Regions from separate parts of the Homo sapiens genome. Here region 1 is linked to region 2. A link is a loop called in an ENCODE intact Hi-C map of the cell type or tissue named here. Cell type or tissue: PC-3. All regions are shown on one strand. Each heading gives the region's core, and the rest is flanking DNA. Links, peaks and the distances in the headings are about the cores only.

Region 1 (5,388 bases), core at 323-5,322, 95 kb after region 2:
AGTGGCAGAAATTTTTTTTTAAAAAAATAGAAAATGTGTTGAATCACATTCTGGGGAAGTCTTAGGAAACAGGTTTTATCATCGGGCCTTTACAACTGTGGAGGCAGGAAAAAGAATGCTGTGGGTTTATGTGTGTAGGGTTTTTTCCTGCCCTAGAGTCAATGATTTTATGAAATACCTAAGAAAATCTATTCCCCAGGATTGCACAAAATGCCTTCATTCCTCTTGTTGATATACATGATTTATTTCTTGTTTCTGGAACTTACTACTTCTGCTTTTCACCAAAATTTTAATCGGTTACCTAATCAATAAACTTTTCTCCTGTTTGTCTCATTTAACATTTGTCCAAATCAGAATGGGTGAATAAGATTCTACTAAACACTATAGTATGCCTTTGTATTATTTATAAGGTATTTGCTAAGCTCTGTATTTCCTTGGAGAGAGTTAACTTTTTCCAACAAAATTATATTAAATCATAAGTGCTCTTGCCCTATTTTGAAATCAGTGGCATGTCTTTAAGATATATATCCAAGCTCTATTTTTCACTGCTATTTCTCCCTCTTGATTACCAGAAATACATACATGCGTGCTTGCCTTACCCCTAGAGTGTCAGGATTGAGGTAGCCTGTAAATTAACTTTATTTCTTAGAAATATGCAGCAATCATATACTCTACCCAGAGCCCACCTATAGTTACCTGCGTTGGACAAGAAGAGAAGGATGAACACTAGGTCATTCTCTCCTGCTTATCATGGTGTGCTCGTGTCTTTCATTAACACAGAGAAAAAGAAATTCATGATAGGCTTTCCTTCATTTCATTTCAAACAAGTATAGGATTTTTACTATGCTTGCAAGAAATTATATTTGGAGAAGCAGCCTGTGATATCAATAGGTAAGTTTTCTAGTTATCCAGGTGTCCCTGCTGTTAGCCTTTTAAATTTCACTTTGGGAGCAAATGCTCAAAAGTTTCAAAATCCAGCACAAGAACACATAGACTGAAGGAATGTTCTTCTGGTTGCTTTAGAGGGCAAAGTATTTCCAAGACATGCAAGGCTCTTTTGGTTAGGATCATAGAAATGATAATTTTGTCTCTAGGTGGCATTTATAAGAAACTATTTATAGTGGTGGAAGTCTCTCTCTGACTGTGTTTTTATTTAGCATTTTTCTAAAAGATAGATTTGTATCTTGATATTATTGGAACATAATAAGGTACTTATTTCACTTCTCTTTTGTGAGAAAAAAACCTGTCGTATGAGACTTTCCAGCCTCTGGAACCACCTGAATGCCTCGGTCAGCTTCATTTCAGCCCCAAAGTCAGAAAGAATTCTCTGTGGTTCTCCTTTTTAGCTTGTGGTTCCCAGTCCTAACTCACCTTCACATTGCCTGGGGAGTTTTTAAACTCCATTCCTACGTGAATTTTAAACTGTATTCCTTTCTTTCTTACTTTCTGCAGACAGACCTGATGCACAGCCTGCTGTGGAATGCCTCACCACAGGACACTCAGATGCAAATAAATCTTTGGTATATCTATGATAGATTATATCTATCTGATATATCAGAAAGATGCCTGGTAGATTTGACCAGTCTGGAGATAAGAATAGTGGGGAACCCTAAGTACTTAATAGCACCCCTGACAATTTTAAGGGGTACTTCTATAAAGAACCATGTCTTCCCAGCTGGGATGGATAGCACAGTAGTACGGGTGATCCTCTGCTCCTAAACCACAGGACTGTGTGTAAAATCCTTTGGATAGCTTAAGCTAATGATTTCTCCTTTAGATATCTTGCCCACATTAACTTGAATGATCACACCTTAATCTTATGTGGACTTTCATTTTTTAAAGGCCTGTCTCCTTTGCCTAGCAAGGGAAAAAAAAAAAAAAAAAAATATATATATATATATACACTCATATATATATGTATATATATATACACTCATTTAATTTCTCTAGGTTCTTTAATAAGCTTAAGTAACTTTCTTATCTGCTATTTGAATATCAAAGATGTTTTAAATATAAAAAATATCACATATACCTTGCGAAGAAGCCTATGGGTCCTTGGCTGCCTAGTTGATAAAATATCTCAGGTTATGAAAAGTGTTAGCAATGAGTGAATGAAAGAGCATGTTTTAGGGTGTCATTTGGGCTAAGCTAGAAAAGAAGTCACACTCTGAGTTCTTTTTTTTTTTCTGGTGGGAGATCAATACTGTCTAGACATGGTCTCATTAGGAGTTTACATTGACTAAGGCAGACTCGGATAACAGTGGGACTGTTGGTGAGATATTTGTGTTGCTCATTACTACAGAGAACTCCAGATTCACTGGTGTCAATTCTGTGCATTCCAGCATCCTTCTACTCAACTGTAGGGTTATCCGTGAGGGCAGGATATGCCCACCCATGACTTTGTCAAGATTCTGAAGCCTAGAAGTTTTGGGAACTACTCTCTAGGATGTCCTAACATGCTTGATGACAGTTGTGTAGGCCCTCGGAGCGTCCTTGGAGCACTGGAATTCCCTATGGTCTTCCAAACATAAAACCAGAGATGTAGTTCGATTCACATCTAAAGGCCTCAGCCCATCCCTGAGAGCCAGAAACTTTCCTGACATACAGCCTGCCTATTAATTTCTGCAAATAACATCTTCATGTATGGAAATATCAGAAATTTTTTTTTAATATTTAGTAGCCTTCTCAGTTCTAAGACATTTTTGTCCATTTGTATATATTTTTTTAAATTGAGGAACTTTATGATTCCTCACCTAGGACCAGAACTTAAAAGCCCTGCATCCTTTCCCTTAGGCATTCAGACTGCTAGATATGCTGCTCTGCATGGAATTTTAAATCCTTCATTTGCGGTTTCTTGTTGGCATTTTGCAAGGGACTGAAGCAATGTCTGAGCCACTAGAGGCCAGAGGTGGCCCAGCCCAACCAGGTTTCTGACAGTAAAATAAATATCTGTTATTTGTCCAGTGTCTTCACTTTTCAACTTTGGGCAAGATAAGCATAGACATTGAGAAATAATGCTGTTTATACAAAGGATTGCTCATGATAAAAGATCTCTTTCTGGGAATTTAAGTTTTCCGGTACATTAGCATTATTGATTATTTATTCTCTTTCCACATAGTCTACAGATGATTTTAGAATCCCAAGACTATTATTCTCCCTTGTCTAGTGTAATTACCAGAACAGGGAATAATCTAATTAAAAGACAACAAGGATGGGTTCTAATTGTTCTAATAAATTATGTTAACACACAGTGCATGCCGTTACTTTTCAACAGGAATTTATTTAACACATTGACAGCTTGTCCTTTACTGCCACAATCTTAGATTCCATTTCTTCTAAACAAGACAACTTACAATAGGGTAGTTAAATATTCAGAAATCTGTTGGATTGGTAAGAGAATCTAAAGATCTATGTGGTAAATACAGATGAAGAATTGGATTTTGGGTTCTCCAGATAAAATAATGACCCGAAACAGAAGAGGAGAAAATAAAGAGGAATAGAGTCTAAAGTAAAAATCAAAAACAGACTGTTGTAATAAGCTAATAAACTTTTCATTTGCTTTTCTATTATCAAGCAAAATGTACATGATAAGATGATACTAACTCATATAATTGCATTTGCTTAATTTTAGACATTTTACACAAATCTGTTAGACACCACATTGAAAACTGCATATATGAGATGGTGCCTTCAATAAAGTCATGTCATGATATGGGCAAAACTTCATTCATTACTGATAGGCCATATGTTTTTAACAGAAAACGTCAGTCTCCTTGCTTATTTGAACATAATTCAGATATAATTTGTCACATAATTATAAGAGAAAGCCCTCAAGGCAATACAGAAAAAGAAGAATGTGGGGAGAAAATAAAATCTATGTAGAGAATGAAGGAAAGTGTACAATCAATTCTAAATAAACACAGACACTCTTTACCTATTTCAGACAAGCAGATTCCCAGGTTGGCTTGTGTTATTGTCCTTGATATAAAAACCTTTGACATTTAATTAACAAGTTTACAGGTAAGTAGGGATCTTTCTCACAAGGAAAACTGGGGACTTTGTAGGAATAACTTTTCACCTCTGCAGAATTGATTCATTCACATGTCAAGTTCATCGCAGAATATGGGGCTGGCAAACATGCGGACTGTAGTTCATATTCTTAAAGCCCACTTATTTTAGAACAGCAGTCATAGAGAGAAAACAAAAAACAAAAGATACATCATGAAAGATGTGAAAATTAGAAGAAAAATCATCTTTATTAGCAAAGGAATGCCTCCCAATTTCCTCCCTATCTGCATATATCCTGGCCTGCCTGGGTGAGGATTTTTGGCTCCTTCCTCGCTGTCTATTGTATTCTAGTTCACACCTTCATTTCTGATGGGCCACTTTCATGCTTGTTTTTCTGTTTTTAAAAATGTGTCATTTCTTTCAAGGCCTTTAGGCTCTGAAGATATCTTTCCTCTAAAGAGGACTGAGTGCTAGAGAGCTCCTCACGGAGCTGAAGGACCCTCGCCACCGGGTCTAAATAAGATCAAGTCCCCTCTGAGAGGCAGCATGAAGGTGGCATGCAGTTTTAAAAAAAAAATAGTTGGACTGTAAAGGAAATAAAGACGTAGTTAAATAAGCCCTTATGTTATCACATAGACACTTTTTATTCTTCTGTTTATTTTTTTCTGTGTTTTTCTGAAACTACTTTTCACCAGAAGTGCGATAGCAGTTATGTAAATGCAGAAATCTATTCCATTTCATGTCTAGAGCCAACTCTAGATGCTTCTAAGGGGGTGGGGTGAGCTATGTGGCTGGGCAGAGGGTCAGCATAATAAACGGGAGAGGGAGAGGGACAACAAATGAGCTGCAGTCCCTAGAGGTCTTTGGGGACTGGGCATTTCTGGGGCATCGAATGTGAACTTGACATACTGTATGTAAATCTGATTTTTTTTTCTCAGCCACTGTCATTGGAAAATTTTCATTTAGTAAATAATGCAAAATATACATTAAGAAATGTTAATGTTTTGACAGACACTGACAAATGCCAGGGAATCAGAAGCAACAGGAAAGCTGAAGCACTTCACTGAATGTGCTGCCATCTAGCCATGATCTCATTGCATGCTGCTTCACTCACTGGTCACAGAGACACTGAAGTCATTCGGCAGGCAGGATGGAGTGTGTGTAAAATGGAGTGTAGAAGGCAGGGAATCGGCTGAGTCTTTTACTTTTATTGGCCATTAACACATCCTACCAGTCCATAAACTAAATTTTGATACGTATTAGACTAAAGATAATGTTAATAATTCATGGAAAAGCTACTTTAAAAAGAGTGTTATAGTAGCAATCATTGCTTTAAATATTACACTCACCATTTTCGTCTGTTCGGTAGCTCCTCGTGGT
Region 2 (5,372 bases), core at 373-5,372:
AGTATATGCATGAATGGGTGTGTGTGCAAATCCTTTAACCAAGCACTTCTATGTCTGTGAATATTCCCTAAGGAAATAATGAGAAGTTTTGGTAAACAAGTGCGTGCAAGAGAATCAATTATGGTATTACCGAGTAACATGGAAAACTGTATATGAGCCCTAGTTAATTCAAAGAAAAGCAACAAAGTAGAAGTTAAGGTGTCATTTGACTTTAATGTAATGTGCGTATGTATATGAGATTGGACCATGTAGAATTGCACCTAATTGACTGCTTTTTATCTGCAAAATGATAATTTTATATGGACAACCTAAGATGTATACATAGAAACAGACTGAAAGATTATCCACCTATAGTTTTCTGGGCGGAAGAAATAGAATAACTTTTACCCTTTTCCGTATGTTCATTATTTACAATGAACATATTTTAACCTGCAATGAGAAAAATGATGCAGGGTTTTTAGAACGAAAGAAAGGCTTTCCCATTCAAATTATGTTTCTCAATGATAAAAATACACAAAGAATACACATGTAGCTCTCTTTGGAGGGGACGGGACCTCCTGTGAGAAACTTGGAGAATTGTTTTTCTATTGGCAAGGCCATTTCTGTTACGGCAATGGATGTAGAGAGCTGCAGCCAAGGGACATTGGGTATTCTTTCCCATTGGTGACTCCATCTCCCCTGACGCTGTTTAACATTCAGTTCATCAGATGAACTCCTCTTGTTCAGATTCCTTACATGTCAGATTGCTGCCTGATTAGGATTTGGTTTTGCAGGGAAGACATTTACAGGAAGGGAATGAATGTATTGGTCTTTCTGACATCTGTGCAACAGCTATACTGCAAATCGTAGACTACTACTTTGACATTCTGGTTTTATATGTTGGTCTCATGAGTGTGTTTAATGAAGTCCATCTCATGAGAAATGGATTCCATACTGTGTGTTGAGAAAACCAAGGCCAAGGGGGCTGAAGCCTGGTATAGGGGACCATGTAAAGTGTGGATGACTTTCAGCTGGGCTTCTGGGGAGAAAGCCTGCTGCCCTTCCTCATACAGCATTCTACATAGCACAACACAGTAGGAAGCTTAAGTCTTTTCCTATTTGGACTCTGCCCCTTTCCAACTCTCAAGTTCTGCAATTCTTTGACTTTTCTGTCTTCAGCCCTTGCTTCCTCTGCTTTTCTCACTGCTTTTGTCACCTAGCAGAAACAGTGGTGAGAGACTGCTACACAAGAGACATTGTTTGCTGCTGGTATTTAACTTTCTCCTGGAGTTTTCTGTGGATGACATTGATTTATGGTGCAAAGGGCCCTCTGCTTTGGAGCTGACCTGTAGAGAAACAGAGTCCCTCAGGCCTTCTGTGAGGCTGGGACCCCCTTGTTCCAGCGACAGGGATTGGTATTTATGTGAGACTGTGGGATATCCCCCTAGAGCCAGGTGATTCCTGCAGTGACAATGTGAAGAAAAGTAGCAGAGGGCCGGGCGTGGTGGCTCACCCCTGTAATCCCAGCACTTTGGGAGGCTAAGGCAGGCGGATCACAAGGTCAGGAGTTGAAGACCAGCCTGAACAATGTGGTGAAACCCCATCTCTACTAAAAATACAAAAATTAGCTGGGCATGATGGCGTGCACCTGTAATCCCAGCTACTCAGGAGGCTGAGGCAGGAGAATTGCTTGAACCTAGGAGGTGGAGGTTGCAGTGAGCGGAGACCTCACCATTGCACTCCAGCCTGGGTGACAGAGTGAGACTCCATCTCAAAAAAAAAAAAAAGAAAAGAAAAGAAAAAAGAAAAAAAAAGCAGTAGACCACTTCTGCACCTGAGAGAGGCAGACATTCTGTGAGCTCACATATTTTTCTCATCAGACTCTGAAACAGCATTTCACTGTATTTTGATACAAATGTTCAAACTACACATTAGGGGTAATTTCTGCCTCATTTGGAGCACGAATCTAAATGATTGTATCTCCATTAGAGAAAATGAAGAGCCCTCTGTGTCTGATACTACTTCGTTAAAGAGAAAATATTCTCCTAGTAGGCAAAAGTTACTGACCAAATACAGCCCCAAATCAAAGATCATTCCTACTAAGAACTCTTACATTAGCTTCCTTTTTCATGAATTAATGTGGGTCTGTGGAATCTACATTTCTTTGAAATATTTGCACATTTTCCCTTTTCAGCAGATGAGAGAAAATCTTCATTGAAGACACATTCCTTTGTCACTTTGGGGGCTGATAGGGGATGAGAGTCTTTGTATTTCAAGACATCTAACCTGCTTACAGAATTTGAGGTTATACATCTTGAGTAAGCTTTAGGTCTGAAAATTGAGACTTCAGCTCACAAAGTGTTGATTACATCCCTTTGCTTAGCAATACAGTTTAGTCATTTGTAAAAAGTCAACTGAATACAATTTGGCCTCATCAATGAAATGTATCAAGAACCATAAAGTAGTAGAATGATGTTAAGAAAAATAACCTTTCCTTTTTTTCTTTGCTTTCTTTGTATTAAAAAATGAAAATTATCCTCTTTTCCCTTTGAGTTCATGCTACCAAAGTTTACAGATTTTATTTTCAATGTTTAAATGTTTATGCAAGGGGAGTTCAATTTACAAATCTAAATGCTACCAACACAACAGTTAATTTTAGAAAATTGTCAGTCACCAGACACACTAGCTCTAGAAGAAGAGGATTCATTTTCTACATAGGCAATAATGTATGTTATAAAAAATCAAAAGATAGTCACATGGAAAGGGGAAAAATGAATGTAGATCAATAATTTAACTCTGACCTAAGTTCTATAACATGGCTCATAATTTTTCAATGAATAGACCCTTAACATTTTACATATAGAGCTTCAGTTTTGTATTGATCTGCCCTAATGTATTCGTCATTTCACAGAAGGAATAGCATATCTCAAATCTTTAACAAACACACATTGTGTCGGCCTGCAAATGTTAGCCAAAATATGACAACATGTTGTTATTTACTCTGTTTTCAGAACTACTTTTTTTCTGGCTAAATAATTTTTTAAAATTGGAAGAGAAATGGATAGTAAATGAATGATGACTTGGAGGGCAAGTTCATGGAGCTCTTTCTTAGTTAATAGATTCCTAGTCTTTCTGCATTACTTAATTGCGTATTAAAAGTGGAACCCTTGATGTACCATGTACAGCATATATTTATTCTGTAGAAAATTATTAATTTTTAATGGACTAAGTGGCTGTTTGGACAAGGGACCCTGACTATTAATCAGGAGGTGAGTGATTGACTGACTTTCATGTTCATTAATTATTCAAGGAAGTTCACCTACAAGGGCCACAACAGAAAAAAGTTTCTGTCAGTATGCACATTTTAGTACCATATTCATTTACTCACTTAACAAATATTTAATATGTGCCACGCATTGATGATTCAGTGATGAGCAAGACCATCAGCCTCTGTCCTCAGGAAGCTGTCAGGGCAGTGCATAAAGCAGAAGTGTGTCCATGTGCGAAGAGAAGGAGAATGCTACCGAGCAGTTTAGAAGACTCAGTTTTGCTTGACTCCCCTCTCTATTTAGGAAGTGATTATTCTCTGTACATATTTCCTAAGTCTCCTGGAAATTCAACCTAGCCAATTCTAATTCTTATCTGAGAAAATATTTTGTTTGGAATGATAGGGTCACAGTTTCTTAGAGTCAGAAGAGACTTGAGAAGTTATCGACGGATGCACCCTTGTCTTCCCTGCCTCAGCCGGGACACATCCAATGCCCAGAAGAGAGCAGGCTCATGTGTGGGGCCATTTCTGTGTGGATTGTTTGAAACTTTTTCCAAATAATGAACTGCAGCTTATTTCCCTGTGTATTCTCTTTAATGATTCCAGTCCTGTATCCTGGATAAAATAATAACATCTCATTTACCTCTTATTTGGAACACATGTCATAATTGTCCATTTATTTGTGTGATTTTTGTATCATTACTCTGTTTTCCCTTTTAAACATGTGTACCTCGAGAGTGGAATTGTGTCTGTTTTTGGTCATTGTTATTTCTCTAGTGTTATCACAGTGCTAGGGAATGAATAAATGAATGGATGAGAATGATTTATCTTGTTCCAAAAGGTTTTAAGGAAGAATACATGGATTTAAACCTACATAATAGTTAATTAACTATTTGACAATAACTGTAATGGTTCTTTCACTACTCCAATTTTTCTGACACTCAGATTAAGATTTTTTTGTAAATTTTCTTCACATGTAATATTGAGTTCAGCTTTTATGGTGTCCATCTGTCTCTCAATGCATCTCACATATTTTTTTAAAGTGCCTCTCTCACTAGGAGGTTTGGGGAAGGCTTCACAGAAGAGGTGAAAATTGGCCTTGTGCTGGATCTTGAAGAATGAGAAAGCATTCTCCATGAAAATGGAGCCAGGAGGGGCACTTTCCGGGGTGCAGTGTTATGAACATGTTTACTCATCTGGCATTTGTTACCTCAGCCCTTTGTGCTTCCCTATTCTTTGGAGATTTTTGACTCATTTTTTCCCATCTTCTTCAGGAACTTGACTATTCTTTCCCCTTTCCCACTTCAACATTGCCTCAAAGCTGGAGGCAGAGATTCTTGTGATTTAGAATTTGCATTAGGGCATTAGACAGTCTGGGTTCAACCCATTTGTTACATGTACTTAAGCAAGGTAGGATACTCCTTTGAGATTTAGCATTCTCCTCTTTAAAATGGAGAAAATAATAGCTACCTCATAAAGTACTTTTGAGAATTATCATATACGTTACATGTGATGTGCTTGAGACACAGTAGAGACCTAACACACTGTAACTGTCATCCTTGCCTGCACTCTAGAAAGCCACTGCTGTAGCTCACTCTGGTGGTATAACCATCTGTCCAGCGGCCTCAGGGCATGCAGTGGCTCAGACATATTTTTTCATGGAAACCTCATCAATGGCTAATAGATGTAAAGCTATTTCAGCTTTTTCCAGGTCCTTAGTTTAGTGGTTTTATATTTCTGCCCTTGTTCTTTCCAATTTCCAGGTGCATGGGATCCAGTTATTTTTTCTTTTCTTTTTTTCTTTTTTTTGATAGGGCTGTACAGGAATCAGAATTGACACATTCGCCCATGAATTTCCCTCTTTTCAGGTCTCCATTTCTCCTGGTACTGCAAAAGCCTAGATTTCTCTGATCTCACCTCTCCCAGCCTCATCTGGGTAACCAACGTACTTATTTCATTCTGGTCAAGATTCCTCTCAATAGGTTTATTGCAGATTGCTGCAGCTGCAATCAGTGTTTACAATCTGATGACAAGTTGGAGATTAAGGCTTGTCATCACTATTTAATTAACCTCAAATTAAGCAGTTTCTGGCCCCATTCCATGCCCTTCCACAAGCCATTCAGAG

What was found. A loop is a pair of places that touch in the nucleus more often than their neighbours do. Peaks named below come from ENCODE experiments on the same cell type or tissue, not always from the same donor. Only the 100,000 strongest peaks of a DNase experiment are listed, where the experiment ranks them.
Region 1: it touches region 2 in a loop (6-fold over the local background); 1 of 110 quality-filtered maps calls a loop at or near these places.

What each region holds. Positions count from the first base shown.
Region 1 is chr3:60,839,144-60,844,531 of GRCh38, reverse strand. The region is part of intron 3 of FHIT (fragile histidine triad diadenosine triphosphatase); the gene reads left to right. Among named protein-coding and RNA genes, the nearest start is that of MIR548BB, 220 kb to the right of the region's middle. In PC-3, for the core only: CTCF peaks have their summits at 2,967 and 5,064; a DNase peak (open chromatin) is centred at 2,911.
Region 2 is chr3:60,933,962-60,939,333 of GRCh38, reverse strand. The region is part of intron 3 of FHIT (fragile histidine triad diadenosine triphosphatase); the gene reads left to right. Among named protein-coding and RNA genes, the nearest start is that of FHIT, 310 kb to the left of the region's middle. RefSeq lists an enhancer at 2,789-3,988. In PC-3, for the core only: no CTCF peak of the experiment used is centred there; a DNase peak (open chromatin) is centred at 3,433; H3K27ac peaks cover 1,590 bases.